2 separate regions of the Homo sapiens genome follow, and region 2 is linked to region 1. A link is a loop called in an ENCODE intact Hi-C map of the cell type or tissue named here. Cell type or tissue: thyroid gland. All regions are shown on one strand.

The links. Peaks named below come from ENCODE experiments on the same cell type or tissue, not always from the same donor. Only the 100,000 strongest peaks of a DNase experiment are listed, where the experiment ranks them.
Region 2: a loop joins it to region 1, with 2.6 times the contacts of the local background. A loop is called at or near these places in 3 of 110 quality-filtered maps.

Annotation. Positions count from the first base shown.
Region 1 is chr13:112,788,903-112,796,902 of GRCh38, forward strand. The region is part of intron 2 of ATP11A (ATPase phospholipid transporting 11A); the gene reads left to right. It overlaps LOC124903252 (a long non-coding RNA gene), which reads left to right. Exons shown (of 2, transcript XR_007063947.1): 2 at 1-6,785. Among named protein-coding and RNA genes, the nearest start is that of ATP11A-AS1, 38 kb to the left of the region's middle. RefSeq lists an enhancer at 1,180-1,899. In thyroid gland, no CTCF peak of the experiment used is centred here; DNase peaks (open chromatin) are centred at 2,289, 3,069 and 6,579; H3K4me3 peaks cover 789 bases; H3K27ac peaks cover 2,982 bases.
Region 2 is chr13:112,707,556-112,715,555 of GRCh38, forward strand. The region is part of intron 1 of ATP11A (ATPase phospholipid transporting 11A); the gene reads left to right. Among named protein-coding and RNA genes, the nearest start is that of ATP11A, 22 kb to the left of the region's middle. RefSeq lists an enhancer at 6,258-7,087. In thyroid gland, no CTCF peak of the experiment used is centred here; DNase peaks (open chromatin) are centred at 3,446, 4,436 and 5,036; H3K27ac peaks cover 3,951 bases.

The sequences.
Region 1 (8,000 bases):
TTCACACCAGGAGTCCTGATATGTAGATCCCTGTGGAGACCTACTTAATTCACACCTGGCATCTTGACGTGTAGACTCCTATGTAGACATACTTAATTCACATTGAGCATCCTGACATGTAGACCCCTGTGTAGACCTACTTCATTTACACCAGGTGTCCTGATGTGTAGACCCCTGTGTAGACCTACTTAATTCACACCGGGTGTCCTGATGTATAGACCCTTGTGGTAGACCTACTTAATTCACACCGAGTGTCCTGATGTGTAGACTCCTGTGGAGACCTACTTAATTCACACCAGGTGTCCTGATGTGTAGACCCCTGTGGATACCTACTTAATCCACACCGGGTGTCCTGATGCGTAGACTCCTGTGGAGACCTCCTTAATCCACACCAGGTGTCCTGATGTGTAGACCTCTGTGGAGACCTACTTAATTCACACCGAGTGTCCTGACGTGTAGACCCCTGTGGAGACCTACTTAATTCACACCGGTGTTCTGACATGTAGACCCCTGTGGAGACCTACTTAATTCACACCGGTATCCTGACATATAGACCCTTGCGGAGACCTACTTAATTCACACCAGTGTCCTGATGTGTAGACCCTTGCGGAGACCTACTTAATTCACACCGGGTGTCCTGATGCGTAGACTCCTGTGGATACCTACTTAATTCACACCGGTGTCCTGACGCGTAGACCCCTGTGGAGACCTACTTAATTCACACCGGGTATTCTGACATGTAGACCCCTGTGGAGACCTACTTAATTCACACCGGGTATTCTGACGTGTAGACCCCTGTGGAGACCTACTTAATTCACACCGGGTGTCCTGATGTGTAGACCCCTGTGGAGACCTACTTAATTCACACCGGGTGTCCTGATGTGTAGACTCCTGTGGAGACCTACTTAATTCACACCGAGTGTCCTGACGTGTAGTAGACCCCTGTGGAGACCTACTTAATTCACACCGGTGTCCTGATGTGTAGACCCCTGTGGAGACCTACTTAATTCACACCTGGCATCCTGACGTGTGGACTCCTATGTATACCTATTTAATTCACACCGGGTGTCCTGGCGTGTAAACCCCTGTGTAGATCTACTTAATTCACACCCAGCATCCTGACCTGTAGACCCCTGTGGCGACCTACTTAATTCACACCCGGCATCCTGACGTGTAGACTCCTATGTAGACCTATTTAATTCACACCAGGAGTCCTGATATGTAGATCCCTGTGGAGACCTACTTAATTCACACCCGGCATCCTGATGTGTAGACTCCTATGTAGACCTATTTAATTCACACCAGGAGTCCTGATATGTAGATCCCTGTGGAGACCTACTTAATTCACACCCGGCATCTTGACATGTAGACTCCTATGTAGACATACTTAATTCACATTGAGCATCCTGACGTGTAGACCCCTGTGTAGACCTACTTAATTCACACCGGGTGTCCTGCCATGTAGACTTCTGTGTAGACCTACTTAATTCACACCGGGTGTCCTGATGTGTAGACCCCTGTGGAGACCTGCTTAATTCACACCGGGTATTCTGACATGTAGACTCCTGTGGAGACCTACTTAATTCACACCGGGTGTCCTGATGTGTAGACCCCTGTGGAGACCTGCTTAATTCACACCGGGTATTCTGACATGTAGACTCCTGTGGAGACCTACTTAATTCACACCGGGTGTCCTGATGTGTAGACCCCTGCGATAGACCTCCTTAATCCACACCGGGTGTCCTGATGTGTAGACCCCTGCGATAGACCTCCTTAATCCACACCGGGTGTCCTGATGTGTAGACTCCTGTGGAGACTTACTTAATTCACACTCAAGCATCCTGGCATGTAGACCCCTGTGGTTCTTAATTATTTATGTGCTCTTGAAGAGTTGCACATTTTTAAAGAATATTTTACAACAGAAAAGGTCACCTTTTCAAAGCCTTTTTTATGGGATTAATTTGTAACTACAGGATTGCAAAAAATTTTAATAGCTTTAACCTCTAGAAACAGGATATGTAAATGCTGAAAAACAAAGTCCCAACCAGATAAGTCCTGTGGGTGGTTTCCCAGTCATGATTCATGGAAGGAGAAATGTACTGATGAGAAATCACATCCAAAATATTGTCTCTGCAGTGGTAATACTTACAAAGTCGACGCAGTCTCAGGCGGAGCTCACTGAAGATGGTTTCCAAGCTTATATGTACTTCACCCATCCCCCACCCTCCAGCCCAAAACAAATCCCAAACATACTGCTTAGAACTCAGCCTGCGCAGCCCAGAGGTACAGAGAGGCAGGAAGCACCCAGGTGTCCACATACGGTGCCATTGTGGACTTGTAGGGCAGGATTCCAGGATATGGGTGATGGGCGTGTGGAACCGCGGCGCCCCCTGCACAGTGTGGCTCATTTGAGCCGGATGGGGGCCGTGAAGGCATCACCCAGCCTGCCCCCTGGGAGCTGGCTTCTCCCTTCCTGGGGCGGAGCTCGCCCGACAGCCCCACATGCCTGGTTCTCCCTGCAGATGAGGGTGCTGTGTGGGGTCACAGGGAAGAAACCAGCAGCAGCGGCAGAGCTTGATCCAGGCATTGGAGGAGGGTCCTGGTACCCCTGGCAGGGGCTGGCGGGAAGCTGCACTTCTGTCATTGCCCATGGCGGCTTTGGAGGAGATGACAGAGCATGGCGAATTCTGCCTCCCACTCCTGACCCCTCTGCTGTGTCATTCAAGTTTTGTCCTTTTCCTACTGTCCGTTTCGAACGTCACTGCAGGCAGTGGCCTCGGTGGCTTCGCTCCGCCTGGCCCTGCTCCCTGGCTCTGTGCTACCCTCTCTCCCCCTCGGCTGGGCCCTTCCTCTCCGCTGCTCCCTGTGGAACTGGAGCCCCTCAAGGTCTCTTCAGTTTCTGATCCGGGGAGCCCTGCAGGTTGTCAGGATGGGTTTTGTGGGCTTATTGCTGCTTTCCAGGACCTTTGAGAAGCCGTAAGTCTCCTTCCTACCAGGAAGCCCTCACTCAGGAACGCACAGACCGGGGTCAACAGGCTCTCAGGAGCGCCGTCTGCGTGCAGGTGGAGGGTGTGGCGGGGCCAGGAGAGCACTTGGCCGCCTTTCATCTCAACCTCTGAGGACAGAAGGGGGCTCTCAAATCCGCCCATGCATTGAGATCTTCGCTCTTCACAGAGGTGGGATTAGTAGCTTAGTCTCAGTTTCAAGTGGATGAGGTTGTGTAATTTCAAGGGAAAATTACATCCGGCAATACCTCTTTTGCTAATGGAACTCAGGAAGGAAAGGCCCTCAGAAAGGCTGGAGTCTGGAATCTAGGCAGGTAGCTGGCCTGACAGTAACCTTGATCCAGGTAAACCAAAGTGGAATTCTCGAGCCTGGAATTGATGACTCATAATTGTTTTCATTTAACAGCTCAGGATGTGTGAAAAAAAAATGCTGTTTAATTTGTAAGACCTAAGTTTACGACTGATTTTGGAGAATACATTTGTGATAATGTATCTATGTTTTCCTGGGGTGGCGGAGGAAATGATTTCTACCTAAAAAAAAGAAATGCTAGTAGTTAAGACTTTTTAAGTGCCACAGAAGCTTGTTCTCAGCAAGTTTGCTTTTATGAAATCAAAGGATGAAAGCCTTTGTCATGGAAGAAGTCGTAATAGAGGATGAAAATGCTGTCGGGTTATTTTTAACTTCTCATCTGTTTGACGGAAGTGCAGTTACTGGTGATAGGTGATGATAGAGTTTGTTTCCTTCTTGGGGGAGAGACTTTGGGCAGTGTCAAAACCTGAAATGACAGCCCAGCACGCCCCGTTCCCTGCTTCCTGTGCTGTGCAGAGCTCCCCCAGGCCTGCTTGCACCCCCCACGTGGGGAATCCTGAACTCCACAAAGGGATGGATCACTGCATGCCTCCTTTTCCAGATTTGTACTTTGGGGCACAGAATTCACATGGTTCCCAGCTTTGCCCACAGGAGGCTACAGAATTAAATGTTGGCTTAGACTATACTGTCCCTCCATGCCTTCAAGAAAGTTGAATCCTTCTGGTAATTGGGGAGAAAAAATTCCCTCTGCAATTCGTAGGTATAGCCAGTGTTTTCATGACTTCTATTTGTATAAATGATTTCCATGTTTATTATATCATGTAATCTCTAAAACAACCCTGTGAGCCCACCAATACTGATTATTACCAATGTATCCATGAGGAAGCTGAGGCTTAGAGCTCAGTCATGTGCCTGAGGCCACAGAAGAGGATAGAGCCCCTGTAGTCTGGCACTGGGCTTGGACTTCCTTCCGCAGAGCCAGGGGCCCTTTCTTTTCATTTTTGAGACAGAGTCTCTCTCTGTGCCCAGGCTGGAGTGCAATGGTGCGATCCTGGCTCACTGCAACCTCCACCGCCCGGGTTTAAGTGATTCTCCTGCCTCAGCCTCCCAAGTAGCTGGAACTACAGGTGCCCACCACCACACCTAGTTAATTTTTATGTTTTTAGCAAAGATGGGGTTTTGCCATTGTTGGCCAGGCTGGTCTTGTACTCCTGACCTCAGGTGATTCACCCGCCTCGGCCTCCCAAAGTGCTGGGTTTACAGACGTGAGTCGCCGCGCCCATCCAGGGGCACGTTTCTTAACAGCCCCTCTGGGTGCTCACGAATTTCCGGCATCAGCAATCCACCATCCTGGCATAATTTTCTGTGTTTTGCATCCCTGCCTCCCGGTCATAAACAAAAGAGTGACCTCAGTTCCATGCGAGTGGCTGCTTGTCCCAAGCAGATGGGTGTCCGGCGTCCCCGCCTTTTTCAGGACTGTCAGGTGGGCCCTGTGGTGCTGGAGCTGTGTTCAGGTGAACACTAGTTGAGGCTTCAGACAGCTTGTAGGTGCTCCTGCGGGCGCCTGGGCTGCTGGCAGGGGACAGTGCCCGGGTTCGTCTCGCAGCCAGAGGCCAGAGGCAGGCCAGGTGAGGCCATGCTCTTCCCTGTCTGCACACCACACTGCTGGCAAGTAACACAAAACAGAGACTGGCTACCCCAAGGGGCAGGAGGCAGCGGAAACCTGAGGCTCAGACACTAGTGAGGCGTTCCAGCTCAGGGCCAAAATCAGAGCCAGGGCAGCTGTGGACTCTGGCTATGGCGTCTGTCGTACAAGTGAGAAACGAAAAGAATGACTGTCCCGTGTCATTCAGCAAAACACATGGTGTCTTTGGAGGTGAAGAGAGGTGCCAAGCACCACTCGGTTTTCCCAGATTTCCTGTAGGAGGAAAACCACTTGGTTCTATGCTGTGGCTTTCACGCCAGGAGCTCCTAGGATTGAGGACGTCTACTGATTGTATCACAGTCGAAGGGCCCAGTGTTACATTACATTGTGTCCCCAGGCAAATACTTACATTTTTACAATTCAACAACGATGAGCGAAGGATAACTGTCCACCATTGTCAGCCTTCCCACTCTAACGTGTGGAATAAAATGCTCATTTCAGTTGATTGTATCCCGATGGTACTGCTGTGTCAGTGCAGTCACGACCCTTTAAATGAGTTCCCTGGGATTTCACTTTTCTTGTTAGACATCACCAGGAATTAATAACCCTCCTTTTGACAATAGTAGTGGTCAGCAGTAATAACTTACTCTGTGAAACATAGAGATTACACAGCATCATGGGGCTTGGCTGCAGCCCTCAGTGCCTGATTAGAATAAAGCAATTGAGGCCAGGCGCAGTGGCTCACACCTGTAATCCCAGAACTTTGGGAGGCCGAAGCGGGCGGATCACGAGGTCAGGAGTTCTAGACAAGCCTGGCCAACATGGTGAAATCCTGTCTCTACCAAAAAATAAAAAATTAACTGCGTGTGGTGGCGGGCGCCTGTATTTCTAGCTACTCGGGAGGTTGAGGCAGGAAAATCGCTTGAACCCGGGAGGCAGAGGTTGCAGTGAGCCGAGATTGTGCCAACGCACTCCAGCCTGGGTGACAGACAGAGTAAGACCCTGTCTCAAGAAAAGAAAAGAAAAAAAGAATAAAGCAATCATGCAGGTGGTTTCAAATTCCAAAGCTGTACAGTAACATTCAAATATGGCAAGGCCCTGCCAGGTGCGGTGGCTCACGCCTGTAATTCCAGCACTTTGGGAGGCTGAGGCAGGTGGATCACCTGAAGTCAGGAGTTCAAGATCAGCCTGGGCAACATGGTGAAATCCCGTCTCTATTAAAAATACAAAAATTAGCCGGGCATCTTGGGGGGTTGCCTGTAATCCCAGCTACTCGGGAGGCTGAGGCACGAGAATCGCTTGAACCTGGGAGGCAGAGGTTGCAGTGAGCCGAGATGGCGCCACTGCACTCCAGCCTGGGCGACAGAGTGAGACTTCATCTCAAAATAAATAAATAAATAAGTTATGGCAAGTCCATGAGTTTGCACAGCCTTCCAGGCCTGATGGAAGTAGATCTGCATGTTTGGAAGGATTGCAGATCATATTTTATCTCATAAATATTACCAGAACTTCCTCGTGTAACATGGGAACTTTCAAAACCATAGAGAGGAGCATTGTAAATCTCTGTGGCTCGTCTCCACTGTCACAGTTCCCAGCTTGTGGCCAGCCTGTTGCATCTGCACCTTCACTGTAGTTCCAAGGGTCCTTTGGAAGGAATCCTGGACAGCGTGTACTTTTCATCTGAAAGTACTTCAGTAAATGAAAGGTGGAATTTTAAGTAGACTCTTTTTTCATTAATGTGACTTTGTTACTGAGTGATGTATTATAGAAATTTGTGGAAACGTATAATTGTAATAAATTTGTTGGCTTGGATGCTGGAAAGTAAGACTGGCCTCACATGGGTGAGCTAAGGTATTTCTTTAATGTATCCTTTTAAAAGCTAATGGAGAGTAACTGACTTTTTCATTGTGGCCCATTTGAGAGAAAATATATCTTTCTCAAATATTTAAAAAGGTCGATCACATGTGTAATGTTTGCCAAGTTGTATACACAAGAAAACTAGAACTCAGAATCATTAAATAATTTGCTGAAGTTTACATGGTTTTTAAATGGCAGGGTCAGGATCGAATATGGGGACTGACTCTGAAGTCTATGTGTTTCATAGTATGCTAAAGAGTAAATATTTCCAGAATTTCGATAGAGTACCTAAATTATCTTGAGGTGGGGTTAGCAAATTGTGAATTAAGATTGTGGTTTTTGTAAAGGAAGAAAGTGCCTATACTTTTATTGGCAATCTGGTGTTTTTGTTTGCTTTTTTTCTGAATGAGAAACAAAAGAAATGAAGAGCTAGCCATGTGTTCTCTACTCTGTCTCAGTTTGTATGGCTACTTTTCCATCCAGAGCTCTTGCCTTTTGGTTCTCAATTTGGTTGCATTCCCATGAAGAAAACCTAGTGTGGCAGGCAGAAGGATGGCCTCCCACAGATGTCCACATCCTGATCCCCAGAACCTCTGACTATGACACTGTCTGTGGCCAGGGAATCAAGATTGCCAAACAGCTGACATTAAAATAGGGAGGTGATTATAGAACTATTCATGTGGCCAAAAGTAACCACAGAGGCACTTGTAAGTGGAAGAGGGAGGCAGAACAGACTGTCCGAGCTACGACTGGCTTCAGAGGTTGAAGGGGACCAAAGGATGTAGGCAGCCTCTGCAGGAAGCAAGAAAAGGCAAGAAAAGTTTCTCCCTGGAGCCTCCAGGAAGGAACCAGCCCTGCTGATACTTTAATTTTAACCCAGTGAATCCCATTGCAAACTTCTGACCTCCAGAACAGTAAGGTAATAAATTTGCATTGTTTTAAGTCACAAAGTGGAATTTGTTATAGCAGCATAAGAAACTCATACACCTGTCCTAACTACTTTGGGGATTTATAATACAGACTGTACGGAGATTGACGCGGTGTCAAAGGACCCGTGACCTTGAGACATGCCCATAGAATCATACACCTGCCCTAGCCACATCGGGGATTTGTAATACAGGCTGCTCAGAGACTGACGTGGTGTGCAAAGGACCCGTGACCTTGAGACATGTCCATAGAAACT
Region 2 (8,000 bases), 81 kb before region 1:
CGAGAAGCTGCTGAAGAACTCAATGTAGCCATTCCACAGTCGACCGGCATTTGACGCAAATTAAAAAGGTGAAAAAGCTCGGTAAGTGGGTGCCTCATGAGCTGAGCGAGAATCAAAAAAATTGTGATTTTGAAGTGTCATCTTCTCTTATTCTACACAACAAAAACAAACCATTTCTCGATCAGATTGTAACGTGCGCCGAAAAGTGGATCTTATATGACAACCAGTGACAACCGGCTCAGTGGTTGGACCGAGAAGCTCCAAAGCACTTCCCAAAGCCAAACTTGCACCAAAAAAAGGTCCTGGTCACTGTCTGGTGGCCTGTGCCGGTCTGATCCACCACAACTTTCTGAATCTCCACAAAACCATTACATCTTGAGAAGTATGCTCAGCAAATCCATGAGACGCTTTGAAAACTACAACGCCTGCAGCCGGCATTGGTCAACAGGAAGGGCCCAATTCTTCTCCATGACAAAGCCCAACCGCACGTCACGCAACCAACACTTCAAAAGTGGAAAAATTGGGCTGCGAAGTTTTGCCTCATCCGCCATATTCACCTGACCTCTCACCAACCAGCTACCACTTCAAGCATCTCGACAACTTTTACAGGGAAAACGCTTCCACAACCAGCAGGATGCAGAAAATGCTTTCCAAGAGTTTGTCGAATCCCAAAGCCTGATTTTTATGCTACAGGAATAAACAAACTTATTTCTCGTTGGCAAAAATGTGTTGATTGTAATGGTTACTATTTTGGTTAATAAAGATGTGTTTGAGCCTAGTTATAATGATTTAAAATTCACGGTCCGAAACCGTAATTACCTTTGTACCAACCTAAGTCCCCTTATTATTAGTAAGAAACTTAATTGTAAAATGGAGTAATTATATATTTTACATCGTTAGACTCATTTAAAAACCGCAAGTATAGCATGAAATTGACTAGAAACCCTATTTGTCAGGTAATCTTCGCAGTTGACAGAAAAGTAAAACGTAAAAGGAGTATTAATGGCTTTTCCTTAGCACCCTCACTCACAATTTTAGTTCATTAAAAAATGGGTTGATATTGATTTCTATCAACATGTCACCCTTGCAAACCTCAGAGCGACTGAGTCTGATGGACAGTTTCTCGGCTTCCCTGGCTGTCACTCAGATGTGGCCTCTCACTGTGGGCCCCACGTGGGCTGCGTGTGGCCCTGTGAGTTGGTCCCACCCCTGCCCGACAAGCCTGTAGCTTTGGTCGTCTTCCAACGAGTGGCTCTCCCGCCTGTGTTTTGAACTCATGGAGGGGGAGGGGGAGTTTGTGCAGAGAATCTAGGATCATGTGCATCTGATTTTATGTTTTTAATGGGCCTGGCCAAGGAAGAGAGAGTGATTTGGTTCCTGTCTTAACTTGAAGACCCTCTGGGGCAGGCACATGTTCCAGGGTAGACTCCGGGAGGGATGGGTGTGATGTGTCTGTAGGGTTCCAGGCGGGAAGGGGAGTGCCGGAAGCAGGTCTGGGAGGGGGAATTGGGTGTCCCCAGCCAGCCTGTCTCAGGGGCCCATGTGGGACTCTTGGCCAGCCCTCTGTGCCCCTCCTGGCTGTGTCTTCAGGACTAAGCTCTGATTTTTTTTTAAATTTACCCAAATTCCTTTCTAAGGGGTCTGGGGAGTCATGCCCTACAAATCATAAATTCTCATCAGATGGGTTTTATTTAACCCTGTATATCATGACTTACTTTCCAATCTGACTCTGGCATAACAAGGAAGAAAATCAAAATGTTTTACCCCAAAATATATTTCCTTGTCATACCTTGAAATTGCCCTGCAAGGTCACTTGTGGGAAAAATCCACATTCTGTAGAGAATCCTCTTCCCCCTTTGTTTTCCTTCTTTCCTTTCCAGGTCCAGGCAATAATCAACTAAGATCCAGGCACCCTTTTAAGTCTGATAAAAAGCAATTTACAACCTGCCTTCTCTGAAGTCCGCTATCTAAGAGCTTCCTCTGCACAATAAAACTTGGTCTCCACAATCCTTTATCTTAACCTGAACATTTCCTTTCTGTCATCCCAGGTCTTCAGATAAACTCAACCAATTGTCAACCAGAAGATGTTTAAATTTACCTATAGCCTGGAAGCCCCTCGCTTTGAGTTGTCTCGCCTTTCTGAACCAAACCAATGTATTTCTTAAATGTATTTAAGTCTCATGCCTCCCTAAAATGTATAAAACCAAGCTGCGCCCGACCACCTTGGACACATGTTCTCAGGACATCCTGAGGGTTGTGCCACTCATATTTGGCTCAGAATAAATCTCTTCAGATATTTTACAGAGTTTGACTCTTGTTGTCAACTGTCTGCAAATAGGAGCTGCGCCCATGAGGGCATAGCCCAGTTAGGCCGCGCTGCTCCCTGCTGCTGACCAGCCCCTGTTGGAGCTGATGCTGCCCACATCCCACAGCTGAGAGCAAGGGTCTCAACAGCACAGGTCCTCTGCCTGCACTCTGCCCTGGAGCTGGGCATCAGCCATGGTGAGGGCCTGGAACTGCGTGACACCCGGGTGTCAGGCGGCCACTCTCAGCATCCACATTCCCTCAGCATCACGGGGAGGCCGGCTGCAGTCGGGAATCACGAGTGTCATCCATGTGGTCCTCCCTCTTTGCAGACGTGTGTGTGGCCGTGGTGTTTAAGTTGTGTCTGCTGCCTTGGGGGCCCTTTGGAAAGGCTCTTTCTCACAAAGAATGCATCGTGTTCGCAAAGCCAGCTCATGCCTCCTAATGTAAACTCAAAACCCAATTCACCCCTAAGCAAGTGGCCCACACCGTGTGTGACTGGAAAAATCAGTGTTTCCCGACAGGATGTGACAAATGGGGCTGTAGCAGGGCAGGGCCGCTCCCCAGAAAACAAGCGCCCCAGGTTTTCCCTTCTCCTGTACCACTGCCCTGGAAGAGTTCTACCCATGAGGGCCCTTGGAGCCATCTCGACTAGAACGTTAACAGGAAGGAAGGAGCCTGCGGGAGAAGACAGGGCTCCAGGAGGCGGCGGAGGCCTCTGTGGTGGCCAAGCAGGCCCCGCAGGGCTGAGCTGCTGGGTTTTCCTGGGCCTGGGCTGCTCTCTGGTTCCAGGGAGGGGTTGTAACACTCCCGGCAGAGCTGTCTCATGGGGAGGGCGTTCACAGGTGGTGAGTGTGGACAGTGAGGGGAAGACCAGTTCCAGTCTTTGGCAAATGCTGATAGTAATGAAAATCATTTTAAAAATCATAACAGGGCAGACAAGTCACAGCTCTGGTTGGTCTTCACCTGCCGTCACTATCATCCCTGCAGGGAGAGAAGGTTCGGCTCCCTGGGGCTCTCCCAGCCCCGCGTCATGTGAGGGGGCACTAGTCACAGTGCGGGAGGCTTCAGAGCGGAGGGCAGGGCCCCTGCCAACCACCCGGAGCCACCCACCCACCCACCCACCGCTGTTTGAAGCAGGGACTCGGTTCTCAAAGTGCCGGGGTCAGAGGTCACCAGAGGCTGCTGAAATCAGGGTTGGAGGGCTGGCATGTTCGTATTTGGGGGAAGGAGGCAGGATCCCAGGGGACCCGTCCTGCGTGCTGACACTTTACCACGAGGCAGCTGGGCCGCGTGCGGCTCTTCCGACTTTTCATCATGCTTCCTGAGCCAGAGCCATTTAAAAAAAAATGCTGAAATTTAGAAGGTAGTATTCGCTCTAAAATTTTGTCGCTTAAAAAAGTGGCTTGAAGTATTCAGCAGGAAAATTGTCCCAAATTACTTGTTAAAACTAAAAGCTGGGCCAGGTGTGGTGATGCACACCTGTGGTCCCATCTACTTGAGAGGCCGAGGTGGGAGGATCAGATCCCCTGAGCCCAGGAGTTCGAAGCCAACCTGGGCAACATAGCAAGACCCTGTCTCTGATACATACGTAAATAAAATAAAAGTTAAAACTCAAAGGGGAGGAACCTGAGATCCAATTTTAAATCCACCTGATGAGAAAAAAAAAAAAGCAGCCCAGGGACGTCACCGTAAACAGGCACCGCATCCACCAGGGGTCAGGAGTCAGGTCAGGGCTCTGGACTGGGAGGGGCACTGCAGGGACATCCCGTCAGCGGGCACCGTGCGTTGAGCCAGGGGTCAGGGCTTTGGACCGGGCAAGACTCTGTTTTGCTTCCATTTTTTAAGCCTCTGGAAGTCCTGGCTGTTCAGAATTCCAGGCTTGAATTGCTAGTGTTCCCGGGACTGGGAAACAGCCCGGATGTGTGGAGTAAGAGGCAGCTCTTGGATTGCTGTGAACGTAGGGGAGCAAGGCTCCACGCCCTCTCCCAGCCTCTCTGCCTTCTGAATACAGCCCAGGAGCCTGGATGACTCACTTTCTGGAGCACATAGATAAGGAGCGGGTGGAGGGGAGAGGCCTTAGTTAATTAACATTCCTAGGAATCTGAGGCTCCTTCTCCCAGCCCTGTTGTCTGGGTAGCAACGTGCTGAACCCAGAGTGAGAACAGCTGGCTGCAGTGTCAGGGGCAGGACCTTTTGTCGATGAGTTTAAAAAACAAAGCAGAAGCTGCCAGGTGCCTCCTTCGCATGTTGGCTCCCACGTGTTTTCCCCGTTCTCCCTCCCCACCCTGAGTGACACACGCTATGCTGCTTGAAAATAGCACAGATGCATTTTGCTTCACGGTGAAATGTGGCCGGTAGTTCCCCAGGAGTAAACAATGTGGTGGTGCCCACGGGGGAAGAGCAGCTTAATTATGCACCCAGCCCCGCATACAAAACGCTCCCTCCATGGTTAGAATTTGCTGGGGCTAAGGGAGTCAGGGCTGGTTTTCTCCAGCAGCCTTGGAGCTAGGTGGTGTCATTTAAATGGCCCTCAAAGCCCTACCTGGATGTCTTCATTGTGCCACACCAGCCTTTATCCAAGCTCACTGGGCCCCACAGTGTGGCTGATAGTGAGGGTCTGGGGGTGGGGGATCGTGAGGTGAGGGACAGCAACCCCGTCCTGTCCTTGTCTAGGCCTCTGAGACAGGCCCGAAGGACAGGCTTTTCTCTCTACTGTGGGTGATGGTCCCGGCTGGTCAGCTAGCGTCCACAGCCCCTCGACTCCCTGCGCAGAGCCCCTCTCACTGGACCGGCGTCAGTGCCCCACAGAGACTGGAAACCTGTTTCCAAGGTGTGGCTCTATGGCCGGACCACAGTCGGTGAGGTGAGGGCCAGTTCCAGCCAGGGTGCCACCTCTGCCTTTTCTTATGTCCACTGGAAAAAATAAAGAGGGTGTTTGTCATCCCCTGTCTTTTGGGACTCGGGGTTCAGTGCAGGCCAGGGGAGGTTGTGTCTCTGGTGTTTGCTGAACACAAAGCGTATGAAAGTGGTAACACCTCGGAGGTGAGGGCTTTCTTTTTATAGCAGCCATGCTGGAACTCAGTGTCTGAGGAGACCTAGAGTATTTGTTTGAATGTTTGAAAGAGACGTATCTGGTTAATGTGAGCAGAGGCTTGGAAATTTAGAGCACGCTCGACTGTATTTCAGTAGACTTATGACAGCAGCTACACATCCATCCATTTTAGCATTCTCAGAGTATTCTAAAACATGGAGGGCTGGGCACGGTGGCTCACACCTGGAATCCCAGCACTTTGGGAGGCTGAGGCAGGCGGATCACAAGGTCAGGAGTTTGAGACCGGCCTGGCCAACATGGTGAAACCCCGTCTCTACTAAAAATACAAAAATTTGCTGGGCATGGTGGTGGGCGCCTGTAATCCCAGCTACTCAGGAGGCTGAGACAGGAGAATTGCTTGAACCTGGGAGGCGGAGGTTGCAGTGAGCCAAGATCATGCCATTGCACTTTAGCCTGGGTGACAGAGCAAGACTCCGTCTCTAAAAAAAATAAATAAAAACATGGAGTTCACAAAGTGGCATGAATAATCATGAAACGAAGTGACTTCAAAGTGTAATGGTTCTCATGCATGTAAGAATTCATGTTATTAAACAAGTATAAATAAAAAAATTGTGCACTGCATAAGTGACAGATAGTTTTGTAGTATTTGTTAAAGTGCCATCATAGCCGCCTGTGAAAGAGGTCTCAGTAGGTGTCTGATTCTTGTTTAATGCCACAGCTTCTGAGACTCCATTTGTTTCAGGCAGAGTGGACATTTCACTCGCGGTTTAATTTGCGGGAAGATCACATTCTGGCCGTTTAATCTTCTGATGACAGACAGCTAACTGTTGATAAGGATAAAATGAAACCAGACATCGGTTTGCATGTGTCCAGTTGAGGGGAAAAAGGCCGAGGATGCTGTCAGGACGCAGGCAGGCAACCTATTTAGGATGGGGAGTAGCAGTTCAGAGGGTGTAGCTTCCATTCCTGGCCCCAGCCTCCCTTCCACTCCTCCCACCCCTGATCCCAGCCTCCCTTCCATTCTTCCCACCCCAGATCCCACGCCTCCCTTCCCACCCAGCTTCCATTCCTGGCCCCAGTCTCCCTTCCACTCCCCCCCACCCCTGATCCCACACCTCCCTTTCACTCCCCCGACCCCTGATCCCACGCCTCCCTTCCACTCCCCCGACCCCTGGTCCCAGCCTCCCTTCCACTCCCCGCACCCCTGATCCCACAACTCCCTTCCACTCCTCCCACCCGGCTTCCTTTCCTGGCCCCACGTCTACTGGAATTCCACTCCTCCCAGCTGTCTTGCACCCGCTCTCTTTCCCCTTGTTTTCTCTTTTCCTTCCCAATTAGCACCGATTTTCCTTCCCCGATTAGCACCTCCCGCTGCCGCTCCAGCTGTGTTCTCCATCTCCTGGTCTGGGGTGTTCCGCTGCAGCCACAGGACCCCACTGTGGGAACCCACGTCTCTGCAGGGAAATGTTTACGGTGACTTTCCTATGTGTGTGGCTGGCTCGTCAGGGAGCGGTGTGGAGGAGACCTGAAGGACAGCCCTTCCCCTTCCCTTTCTCCCTCCTCACTCCCCGAACCCTGCCCAGCTCTGGGCCTCCCCAGGGCTGAGGAGAGGTGGCGTCTCCACTCCTGACCTGGAGGCCCGTCTGGCTTCTGGCTCCAGCCCCCTCTGCTGCCTTCTTTGTGTGTCTGTGATGGAATACGCGTTCTGCGTGATGAGACTGTTATGGAGACGCAAGAGAATGTGAAGGTGAAGCTTCTCGACCTTGGGCTGGAGCGGGTGGGGTGCTGAGAGCACCGAGAGCCCCTTGCCACCTCGGCTTCTGGCAGGTCAGTGAGGCCACTGTGGATCAGGCTTTTAAGATCATGGGAAAACACACATAACAAACATGCAACATCTTGTCTAGATTTATGTGCACAGTTCAGTGCTTTAGCACGTTCACCTTGTGTCACCATCACCACTGCCCCCCCGCAGAACTTCCGCTTCTTCCCAAACTGAAACTCCGTCCCGCTTAAATTCTCTCCTCCTTCCCCCTTCCCGTAGACCCTGGCAGCCCCATTCAACTTTCTGTCTCTAGGTATTTGTCAGCTCAAATGAGTGACTCACACAGGATTTGTCCTTTTGTGACCAGCTCATTTCACTCAGCACAAAGTCCACAAGGGTCCCTGTGTTGTAGCCTGTATGACTCCGCCGTTCCTTTGCATGGATATACCACGTTTTGCTCACACATTCACCTGTTGAAGGACACTTGGGTTGTTTCCTGCGGCAGCTTTTCCTGACCGAAAGCTTCTCAAAAGGACTAGCCCCCTCAGGTGCCCCAAACTCGATTGCAGAAGACTGTGTTGTCACCTGCCTGCTTCTACAGAGAGGCACCAACCTGGGGTGACATGTGCACTCTTGGCTTTGTAGTGTCCTGGCCCATCCCCGGTACCTGGCCAATCCCCTACACCTGGCCCACCTCCCCACACCTGGCCGATCCCCCCACACCTGGCCCACCTCCCCACACCTGGCCCACCTCCCCACACCTGGCCCACCTCCCCACACCTGGCCCATCCCCCACACCTGGCCCATCCCCGTACCTGGCCCATCCCCTGCACCTGGCCGATCCCCACCCTTCACTTGGCTGAGGCCCCCCCCCACCTG